2 separate regions of the Homo sapiens genome follow, and region 1 is linked to region 2. Evidence: chromatin contacts called from ENCODE POLR2A ChIA-PET data. All regions are on one chromosome and are shown on one strand. The core of a region is the stretch at or near the end of the contact, and the rest is flanking DNA. Distances in the headings are between cores, read along the strand shown.

The links. ChIA-PET counts read pairs that join two places held with the same protein, here RNA polymerase II (POLR2A).
Region 1: POLR2A ChIA-PET joins it to region 2 with 10 read pairs in activated CD8-positive, alpha-beta memory T cell. The contact joins the promoter of CABP1-DT here to the enhancer-like site in region 2. POLR2A ChIA-PET finds 5 or more read pairs at or near these places in 3 of 52 experiments (GM12878, WTC11 and activated CD8-positive, alpha-beta memory T cell).

Annotation. Positions count from the first base shown.
Region 1 is chr12:120,637,321-120,642,351 of GRCh38, forward strand. It overlaps CABP1-DT (CABP1 divergent transcript), which reads right to left and starts at 3,202. Exons shown (of 2, transcript NR_183426.1): 1 at 2,730-3,202. It overlaps CABP1 (calcium binding protein 1), which reads left to right and starts at 3,306. Exons shown (of 6, transcript NM_001033677.2): 1 at 3,306-4,019. The coding sequence starts at 3,366. RefSeq lists an enhancer at 1,193-1,694 and silencers at 3,166-3,465, 3,686-3,785, 3,796-3,965, 4,186-4,285.
Region 2 is chr12:120,119,542-120,124,807 of GRCh38, forward strand. No RefSeq gene overlaps it. Among named protein-coding and RNA genes, the nearest start is that of RAB35-AS1, 5.3 kb to the left of the region's middle. RefSeq lists enhancers at 396-455, 4,328-4,467. Within about 2 kb of position 2,455, at least 2 of the 41 ENCODE cell types and tissues checked have a DNase peak (open chromatin) inside an H3K27ac peak, as active enhancers do; they include GM12878, where a contact is called at or near this core.

The DNA of each region.
Region 1 (5,031 bases), core at 1,952-4,451, 520 kb after region 2:
TCTCGGCTCACTGCAAGCTCTGCCCCCTGGGTTCACGCCATTCTCCTGCCTCAGCCTCCCGAGTATCTGGGACTACAGGTGCCCGCCACAACGCCCGGCTAATTTTTTTTTTTTTTTGTATATTTAGTGGAGACGGGGTTTCACCGTGTTAGCCGGGATGGTCTCGATCTCCTGACCTCGTGATCCACCCGCCTAGGCCTCCCAAAGTGCTGGGATTACAGGCTTGAGCCACCATGCCCGGCCTCCTCTCCAGTTTCATCTCTCCTACTTTCCCCCTCGCTCACTCCAGCCTCCTTTATCTCCGCTTCTCCTGGAACATGCCAAGCTATTCCCTCCTCAGGGCTTTTGAACAGCCTCCCTCTGCCAGGGAAGCTCTTCTCCCAGATATATACATGACTTCCTCCTTTACTTCATTTGAGTTTCTACTCAGATATTCCCTCTGCAGAGAGGCCTTCCCTAATCGCTCTCTAAAAGAGCACCCTAAGTTGGGCACAGTGGTTCATGCCTGTAATCCCAGCATTTTAGGAGGCCGAGGTGGGAAGATTGCTTGATGTCAGGAGTTTAAGACCAACCTGGCCAACATAGCAAGACCCTGTCTCTATGTAAAAATATTAAATAAATAAATAAAATAGCACCGCCCGTTAAACCCTAGTCTCTTACCTGCTTTATTTCTCCCCATGGCAGAAACACCACCAGTTTGTCACCATTACTTTTCCATGCGTTTATGTATTTGTTTATTTGTTGCTGAGGATAGAGACCATTTTGTTTGCTATCATATCCCTGGTACCTAGAACACTGCCTGGCAGATAACAGGCACTCAATTATTTGTTGAATGAATGGATCAATCTTTGTATCCAAGATGACTACTGCAGTGCCTGGTTGGATACATATTTGTCAAATAAGTGACCAAATTAATACACTTTACAAATGAAATGGAATCCTGGCATACATCCAGGATTATCTGGGATATGAGTGAAGGTGTTTCATCCATTTGCTTCATGGACATAATTTTTATTTATTTACTCTAGTAATCATAGGTAACATAATCAGATTCTTCAGTTTTTCAAAAACTAGTTGGTGACCGAGGTCTTGCCCAAAAATATTTAGGGCATTTCAGAAAGGTTACCAACAGTGGCACAGCAGGGATTTAGAATACCCAGCAGTCCTCTGCCTCTCATTGGCTCCTGAGGGTTTCTGATAAGGTTCTTTATCTCCTGTGATTTATATTGAATGTGCCTTTGTTTTTAATCCTGCCAAACACTGATTATTCTGAGGGCTGGAGCAGGTAAGACATTGACTGACCTCGAACTCAAAGGGTGGACTCATTACACCCTGCATATCCCAGAGGACCCTGCAATGAGCCTTCAGGGCTGCAACGCCCCAGGCTGCTTCAGGATTTGGGCTTTAGGAACCTGAGTGGCTTTGATATGGCAATTCAGTCCCTTAAGGGTAGCTGATCTGGGGAACAATTTGCCACACTTTCCTAGTTTACTTTAGCCTCTGGGCAGTTGCTTTCCCAGCCCATCCATTTTCCTTAATTCCTTGCCTATGGATAAGTAAAAGAGGCACACAGGGCCCAGCGCGGTGGCTCACGCCTGTAATCCCAGCATTTTGGGAGGCCAAGGCGGGCAGATCATGAGGTCAGGAGATCGAGACCATCCTGGCTAACATGGTGAGACCCCATCTCTACTAAAAATACAAAAAATTAGCTGGGTGTGGTGGCGGGTGCCTGTAATCCCAGCTACTCGGGAGGCTGAGGCAGGAGAATCGCTTGAACCTGGGGGGCAGAGGTTGCAGTGAGCCGAGATCGTGCCACTGCACTCCAGCCTGGTGACAGAGCAACACTCTGTAAAGAAGCAGACAGTGCAGAGAAGGATGAACTCTTGGCATGAGTGAAGTGTAATATCGGCAATCTGTTTGTGTACCCTTCTTTTTTTTTTTTTTTTTTTTTTTTTTTGAGACAGGGTCTCACTCTGTTGCCCAGGCTGGAGTGTAGTGACCCAATCTCGGCTCACTGCAACTTTCACTTCCCGGGTTCAAGTTATTCTCATGCCTACAAGTGGCTGGGATTACAGGCGCCCACCACCACGCCTGGCTAATTTTTGTATTTTTAGTAGAGACAGGGTTTCACCATGTTGGCCAGGCTGGTCTCGAACTCCTGACCTCAAGTGATCCGCCGGTCTTGGCCTCCCAAAGTGCTGGGATTACAGGTGCGAGCCACTGTGCCCGGCCTCGTGTATCCTTTTAATGAGGCCGAGCGGTGACAAGACTGTGGATGGCATTGGGGCCAGGGACCAGAACAGGGAGAGCCTGGGAGGAACCCCTCCAGCCCCCCGCAAAGCTCAAGCACCGGATACTAAAGAAGAATGGTAGATGGGGCCTCACGATGTGCAGGGGGAAGGGAACTGGCTTAACTGGATGGTCCCCTGTCCGAGCACTGGGCTAGGCCTTTTGTGTGCATAGTATCGTCTGCTGTTACCAAGAAATTAGTTATGCTTATCATCTGCATTTTACAGAAGAGGAGAACAAGGCTCAGAGAGGTTGATGACACCTGCCCAAGTTACCCAGATGGTAGGTGGCAGAGCTGGGATTTGAGATTCAGATAAGGCCTGGGACGCTCCCTGGCTGCCCACCGAGAGCAGGAATTTCTGTAGCATCTAGAAAGGCAGGAAGGTGAAAGAGGGGACAAGAGCTGGAGGGGGAGCAAATGGGTCCTACCTGAGACTTACCATCATCAGGTGCTGCCAGACCTGGCTTCTCTTCTATTCTGAGAACTGATATCCTGTGGCTGACTTACCAGGGTCGTCCTAGTCCCCCCGCACGGTATTGGGAGTGGAGGCAGCCCCACACGGAGGCGCTGGGAGACTTTCCTCCCAGCAGTGTCCTGTCACTGCATTCCGGCCCCTGCGTTTGTAGGCAGTGATGTCACAGAGTGCCTTCATGCTCCTCGGGTCTCCGGTTCTCCCCGGACCTCTGTAGTCCTCATTGCCAAAGTTGTACCCCCTGGGGAGTGCACCCTGCCTGCATTTCTGGAGGTTCGGGCGGTTCCGGGGCTCTGCAGGAGCCTCCAGGCGTGATAAAGAGCGCTGCCGGCACTCCCGGGGTCTCGGCCTCTTTGGGGCCCATTGCCAAGCCCCTTCCCTCCTCGTGCTCCCGCTCCGCGTTGCAGCGTCCCCTTCGCCGCCAGGGGCCGCCCGGAAGCGGGGCTCCCCCAGGGCGGGGCGGGGCAAGGGGCGGGGCGCGGCGGTACCTGGGCCGCCAGGGAGCCGGGGGTGGGCTCTCCGGGGACAGCCGGCAGCGCCCCCAGATCTGCACCGCCAGCCGCCGGGAGCTCCGGGCTCCGGGCGTAGAGGCTGCGCTGTCACATGGGCGGCGGCGACGGGGCCGCATTTAAGCGGCCGGGGGACGGCGCCCGCCTCCAGCGCGTCCTCGGGCTTGGCTCCCGCCGGGAGCCCCGTTCTCTGCCCGCCGGGGGCCCCGCGCCGCGCCGCACCGCGCCGCCCCCGCCGGGCCATGCGAGCGCGGGCCCCGCCGCGATGAGCTCGCACATCGCCAAAAGCGAGTCCAAGACGTCGCTGCTGAAGGCGGCGGCGGCGGCGGCGAGCGGGGGCAGCCGGGCTCCCCGCCACGGCCCTGCCCGGGACCCGGGGCTGCCTAGCCGCCGGCTACCCGGCTCCTGCCCGGCGACGCCGCAGTCGTCCGGGGACCCCAGTTCGCGGAGGCCCCTGTGCCGGCCGGCGCCGCGAGAGGAGGGCGCGCGGGGGAGCCAGCGTGTGCTCCCCCAGGCGCACTGCAGGCCCCGGGAGGCGCTGCCGGCCGCGGCGTCCCGACCTTCGCCGTCGTCGCCGCTGCCGCCGGCCCGCGGGCGGGATGGGGAGGAACGGGGACTGTCCCCGGCGCTCGGCCTCCGGGGCTCTCTGCGAGCCCGGGGCCGCGGGGACTCCGTTCCAGCCGCCGCGTCCGAGGCGGACCCGTTCCTCCACCGGCTGCGCCCCATGCTCAGCTCCGCCTTTGGCCAGGTAAGGGCCGCGCCTCCCGTCAGCGCTCCCGGGAAAGGCGCTCGGGACCCTGCCGGCCGCGGTTGCGCGTCCACAGCCTCCTCCCGCGGCCCGTGGTCCCCCACGGATCACGCCTCGGCTCACCTCGTCCTCCCCGGGCCGGCGCCCTTGCCGGCACTCCTCCTCCCCGTGCCTGATTCAGCACCCCGTGCGCTGTCCACGCTCCGGGCCTCTTGGGGCAAGGCCCTCCCCGCTAGCCTCCCTCATACCCGCCAGAACCCGCCAGTCCTGGAAGAGAGCGACCTCTACGACCGTCCTGGAGATTTGCGGGGGTCAAGGAGGGGCGCTCCGAGCAGGTGGCGCCAAACCCACTCCTCTGGCCTCTGGCCAGTACCGCCAGGGAGGGACTCAGGAGAGCAAGCGGTTTGGAGTCTGGGGGTCAAGAGAGGGGACCTCAGAGAACACAGAATTACTTGAGGGCGAGGGACACTGGCCACTGCCTATCATGTCCCTGAAGGCCTGAGAAAAGTTAGGAGATCCAAAAATATGAGGAAAGAGAAGAGGTGTCTGGGTAGGCATGGAGGGGCATGCAGAGCTGTGGCTCAAACTGGAACTTTGGGGTGGTTTAAGGAGGCTGTCACTCTAGGGATGCCATTGGAAGGGTGAGAAAGGCCACAAAGAGGTCATCAGTGGTTCCCTCAGGCCTTTCCCTCAAGAGTCCCAGGCACCTGGGAGCCTGCCCTTTAAAAGCAGCTCCGTAGTCACAATATAGGTCTACAGTTTGAGGCTGTGCTGCTGGGGAAACAGGCTCAGTAGAAGGAAACCTCTGAACTCCTGAGCAAAAAAGCCAGGGTTTCCCCTAGTTCGGAGTCTGTAATCAAGTCAAACTCATTGGCACAGCTTTGAGACAGTTCTGTGGCAGCCTCCGAGAGGTGTCATGCAGAGGTCTGATTAGAGCGTTTGCGTGGTTTGTAGGGAAACAGGGGGGGCTGTGCCTTTCTGTGCTGAGATCTAGCATAAAGAAGCTGTTTCA
Region 2 (5,266 bases), core at 1,205-3,704:
AGAGGAGGAAAGCTATAGCTTTTAGTTAGAATGATGGGGAGAAGATTTTATCATAAAGATGTCATGATGGCACTGGAATAGGAGAGCTTTGAGTGTCTATTTAGACAGTCCCTGTCACAGTCTATGAGAATCATCATTTGGCTTGGAGGGGAATTCCCTGCAGGCCAGGGTATGTGCCTGGCATCTCAAAATGAATCAGCACATTTTCTTCTGGAAACATTGTTAGACATTTATTTAAACTACAGTTCAGTGATGAGTTATGTTAAGCTTTCTTTCTCCTTCTCACTGTATACATATGTAAACTTGTGTGACCTAAAGGATCAGTGTGTCCAGTAATGGGAAACTTTGTTCCACTGCTCTGAACAGCTAACTTACAGATGAACTTTTGCAACACCACCTGTTTGCACATTAGAAACTATTAATACGATGAGGAGGCATTGAAAGTTTTTGAGCAAAGAGGCAATCTCAAAATATTTTAGTGAAGTAATCTGGCAGGGTGCAGGATGGATTTCAGCTGCAGAGCTTTAAAGGTTATTGCTGAAGCCTGGGTGTAAGGTAACAGCAGGGACAGATGCAAAAGACAATAAGCAAACTTATAAACTAGACAAAGCAGCTTCCAAAAAAAAAAATCACGTAATTTACCTGGTAACTGGATTCATCCTTAATTCAGTAAATATTAAGTGGCCGGGTGCAGTGGCTCACGCCTGTAATCCCAGCACTTTGGGAGGCCGAGGCGGGTGGATCATGAGGTCAGAAGATCAAGACCATCCTGGCTAACATGGTGAAACCCCATCTCTACTAAAAATACAAAAGAATTAGCTGGGTGTGGTGGCACACGCCCGTAGTCCCAGCTACTCGGGAGGCTGAGGCAGGAGAATCACTTGAACCTGGGAGGTGGAGGTTGCAGTGAGCCAAGATCGCATCATTGCACTCCAGCCTGGGTGACAGAGCGAGACTCCATCTCAAAAAAAAAAAAAAAAAAAAATTTGCACAGTTACTAGGTGTTAGGCACTGTAGTGGGCACAGAGGCTAGAACATGAACAAAACAAAGCTCCTGTCCTCACGGAGTTTACAGTTTAGTGGGGAACAAGTCATTCACTCATTCAACAAATACTTGAGGGCCTACTATGCCAGACATTGATCTACGAGCTGAGGATTCAGCAGTAAGTAAAATTTTAAAATCCCAGCTTTCATAGAGCTTATATTCTGATAGAGAATACAGGCACCAAGTATGTCCAAGGAGAAAAGTAAAGCAGGGAGCACGCTGAGGTTTGCAGAAGCAGGCAGTGGAGCCACAGAGGTGGCAGGAAGTTTGGCAGTGGATGACAAGAGAAACAATGCTTGGTGGTGAGAGCAGTGGGGCTCATGAAGTATTTTTCAGGATAGTGGAAGCAGAGGATTAGCAGCCAGGAAATAATAAGGAGTGAATATTTGGAGGGAAGATGAGCTAAGGGCGCTTCAAAGAGCTTTGGGAAGTAAAGTGTCACCAACCAGAAGGCTAAGTGGGTAAAGGAGAGGGGGACCTCAGGCCCTCAAGGGTAGCAGTGTCAGGGATGAAGATCAGTGCAGTGGAGGTTGGAGGGACCTGTGAAATCCATTATTTCAGACAGCAACATGGACTTCAAAGCTGCTGAGTGCTAGGTAGCAAGGGAGGGAACGTGTGCTGTGATCATCCAGGAAGGAAGCAGTGGGTGGTGAATCAGAACTCAGAGAAGGCAGGTAAACTGACCGACAGGGACTTTAAATTAGGAGCAAGATGGGGACCACTCAGCATACTGGTCCAAGAGGGAAGGAAGAGAGGATATGATATGATGCCTGGTGTCTCCCTCTGATGGAAGTGGAAACGGGCCCTTTCTCCCACACCTGCAAGCCTGATGCCACACCAAGAGACTTGGCAGTGGGCCTTGCCCTGCCCTGATGTAGCCCCCAGAAATCAAGTGAATGTAAGTTCCATGATTCCAGGGACCATCTCTTTATCTGTATCCTCTGGAGACCCAGTGCCTGGTAGGTGCTTGATACCTGTTGAATTAAAGTGAAGCCACACACACAGTGTGAGAGTTGGACAGAATGTCAGATACAATTAGTTGAACCCTCTCTTGAGTTCACTTTTTGGGGTGTGGGCCAAACTTGGGGTCTAACTCAGGGTCAGCTTCTTCCCCTGACTCCAAACCGTTTAGCAGGAATTTTCTCACTCAACCTTTATATTATTAAATCAGTGGTTTTGCAAGTGTAGTCTGAGGACCCGCAGGGCTCCCTAAGACCTTTTCAAAGGATCTTCAGAGTCAAAACATGTTCACAATACTAAGATGTGATTTGCCTTTTTCACTTTCATTTGCTTATGACTGTACAGTGTTTGCCAGAGCCTACATGACATGTGATACAACAGACCAAATGCAGAGCTGACATGCGAATCCAGACATTAGAAACCTAAAAAAATGTGGAACAATGCCACTTGAACAGTTTTGCTTTGTTGTTGTTGTTTGTTTTTGAGACTGAGTCTCTCTCTTGCCCAAGCTGGGAGTGCAGTGGTACGATCATGGCTCACTGCAGCCTTGACCTCCTGGACTGAAGTGAACCTCCCACCTCAGCTTCCTGAGTAGCTGGGACTGCAGGTGTACACACCACCACACCACTATGCCTGGCTTTTTTTTTTTCTTTTGAGACAGAGTCTTGCTCTGTCACTCAGGTGGGAGCTGGAGTGCTGTGGCATGATCTCGGCTCACTGCATCCTCCACCTCCTGGGTTCAAGTAATTCTCCTGCCTCAGCCTCCCGAGTAGCTGGGATTACAGGTATATGCCACCATGCCCAGCTAATATTTATGTTGTTTAAGTAGAGACGGGGTTTTGCCATGTTGGTCAGGCTGGTCTCAAACTCCTGACCTCAGGTGATCTACCCACCTCAGCCTCTGAAAGTGCTGGGATTACAGGTGTGAGCCACTGCGTCTGGCTGCTATTTTTTTTTTTTTTAATTTTTAAATTTTTTGTAGAGACAACAGTCTCACTATGTTGCCCAAGCTGGTCTTGAACTCCTGGCCTCAAGCCATCCTCCCACCTCAGCCTCCCAAAGTGTTGGGATTACAGGCATGAGCCACTGTGCCTAGCCTGGTTTTGACTCCTAAGATGCTAAATATCAATAGGTAAGATAGGTATACACAAGAGCTCTTTGGTGTCCTCAAAAAAATTTCAAAATATAAAAGGATCCCGGCTGGGCACAGTGACAAACACCTGTAATCCCAGCACTTCGGAAGGCTGAGGAGGGAGGATGGCTCAAGGCCAGGAGTTCAAGACCAGCCTGGGCAACATAGTGAAACCCTCATCTCTACAAAAAAAATTTAAAAAATTAGCCAGGCTGGGCACGATGGCTCACACGTGTAATCCCAGCACTTTGGGAGGCCAAGGTAGGTGGATTACCTGAGGTCAGGGGTTCAAGACCAGCCTGACCGATATGGTGAAACCCCATCTCTACTAAAAATACAAAAAAAAAAAAAAATTAGCTGGGCATGGTGGCGGGCACCTGTAATCTCAGCTACTCTGGAGGCTGAGGCACAAGAATCACCTGAACCTGGGAGGCAGAGGCTGCGGTGAGCCAAGATCACGCCACTGCACTCCAGCCTGGGCGACAGAGTGAGATTCCATCTCAAAAACAAACAAAATTAGGCAGGTGTGGTGGTGTGTGGCTGTAGTCCTAGCTGCTCAGGAGGCTGAGGCAGGAGGATCACTTGAGCTCAAGAGTTCAAGGCTGCAGTGAGCCATGAGCACACCATTGCACTCCAGCCTGGGCGGCAGAGCAGTACCCTGCATGTAAATAAATAAGGAGTCTTGAGGGCAAAATATTTGCGAAATGCTAGATTGAATCCTGCACCCCAGCTTCCTAGCTCCCTTTTTTGTGGGAACCCAAGTGGTAAGAAAGATCTAATGTAAATACATTCAAAACCCACAGCTTTCTCTTGTGGGACTGCGGGGCACAGCCCTGAGGAATTATCATGCACTAATTGTCCCTGTGACCAGGCCGCCATCTCACTAGAGAAATAGCTCACAGGAGGGAACCTGACAGGGACTGGGGTATCCATTCAGGCACAATCAGGAAGGTCTCACCTAGAAATCCCTCTGAGGCAATCATCCCTCAGACCAGTTTTTCCAGTGTCTTGAGCTGTGTTGACATCAACACTCCCCTTCCCCTGGGGCAGGCAGCAGGGACCCTTCCTAACAGAACCTAGGGGCAACTCAGAGCCACCCTGTGAAATAACTGGGCTCCATCTCTTAAAAAGTGAAACCCAGTCACAGGCCAAGAACGTGGGTTTCACTTTTGTTACATTCACCTTCCAAATTATTTTTGTAGAATGCCCCTGGGGCTTGGTGAGCGGAGAATCAAGAAATATGGGTTTTTTCCCAGTTCTGCCAATGTGACCTCAGAGATGCTCCTTGCCACCTGTACCTCAACTTTACTCTTCATAAAATAAAGACCACGTCCTGCCGGCCTCTCTCTCTCACGACGGTGGGAAGCACCGATCTAAGTGGTGGTAATGTGCCTTCCTGCCCATGCACAGTGGAGACCATCTGTGTGCTGATGTATGTACACTCAGCATTTTGGAGAATCAAACATAGTCATCATCATCATTTCTCAAAATCAATCTCATTCCCCATCATCCTTGTTTCACTGTCACCATCCATGTATCCAGAACCTCCTATGTGTGCCTGGCTCTGTGCAAAGTGCATTATGTCATTCAACACAGATGACAACACGGTGAGACTGCGCTGTCAAGGTGAGGGGATGCACTCAGAGAGGTTAAGGAACATGGTCTAGATCACACAGCTTAGTATTAAGCAGTGAAATTAAGGTTCTAACCTGTCCTGGAAGTCCCTGTGGCTCCACTATCCTGCACTAGAACTTTAAAGCGGTATCTACATTTCCTTCACAATATTTTAGAACTTAGACCTTTTAAGTTAGATTGGTTCCTCTTTTTCCTTATTGAAGCAATCTGAGACACATCCACAGAGCCATACATTGAGGAAAAACATTCCTAACTGCCAATTGTGTTTCAAAATCTGTCAAATAATGTCTCCAATCCCTGCACCCAAAACTGTCAAATCTGCAGCCTCCCTGCCACTCTCCCAAGTCCTCCCGCATCACAGTGTTGGACAAAGAGAATGTACCTGAAGGTCTGGTTCCTTGAAGGGTTGCGTGAACCATGTTTTAACAATACCCCCCCACCTTTTTTTTTTTTTTTTTTTTTTTTTTTGAGACGGAGTCTCGCTCTGTCGCCAG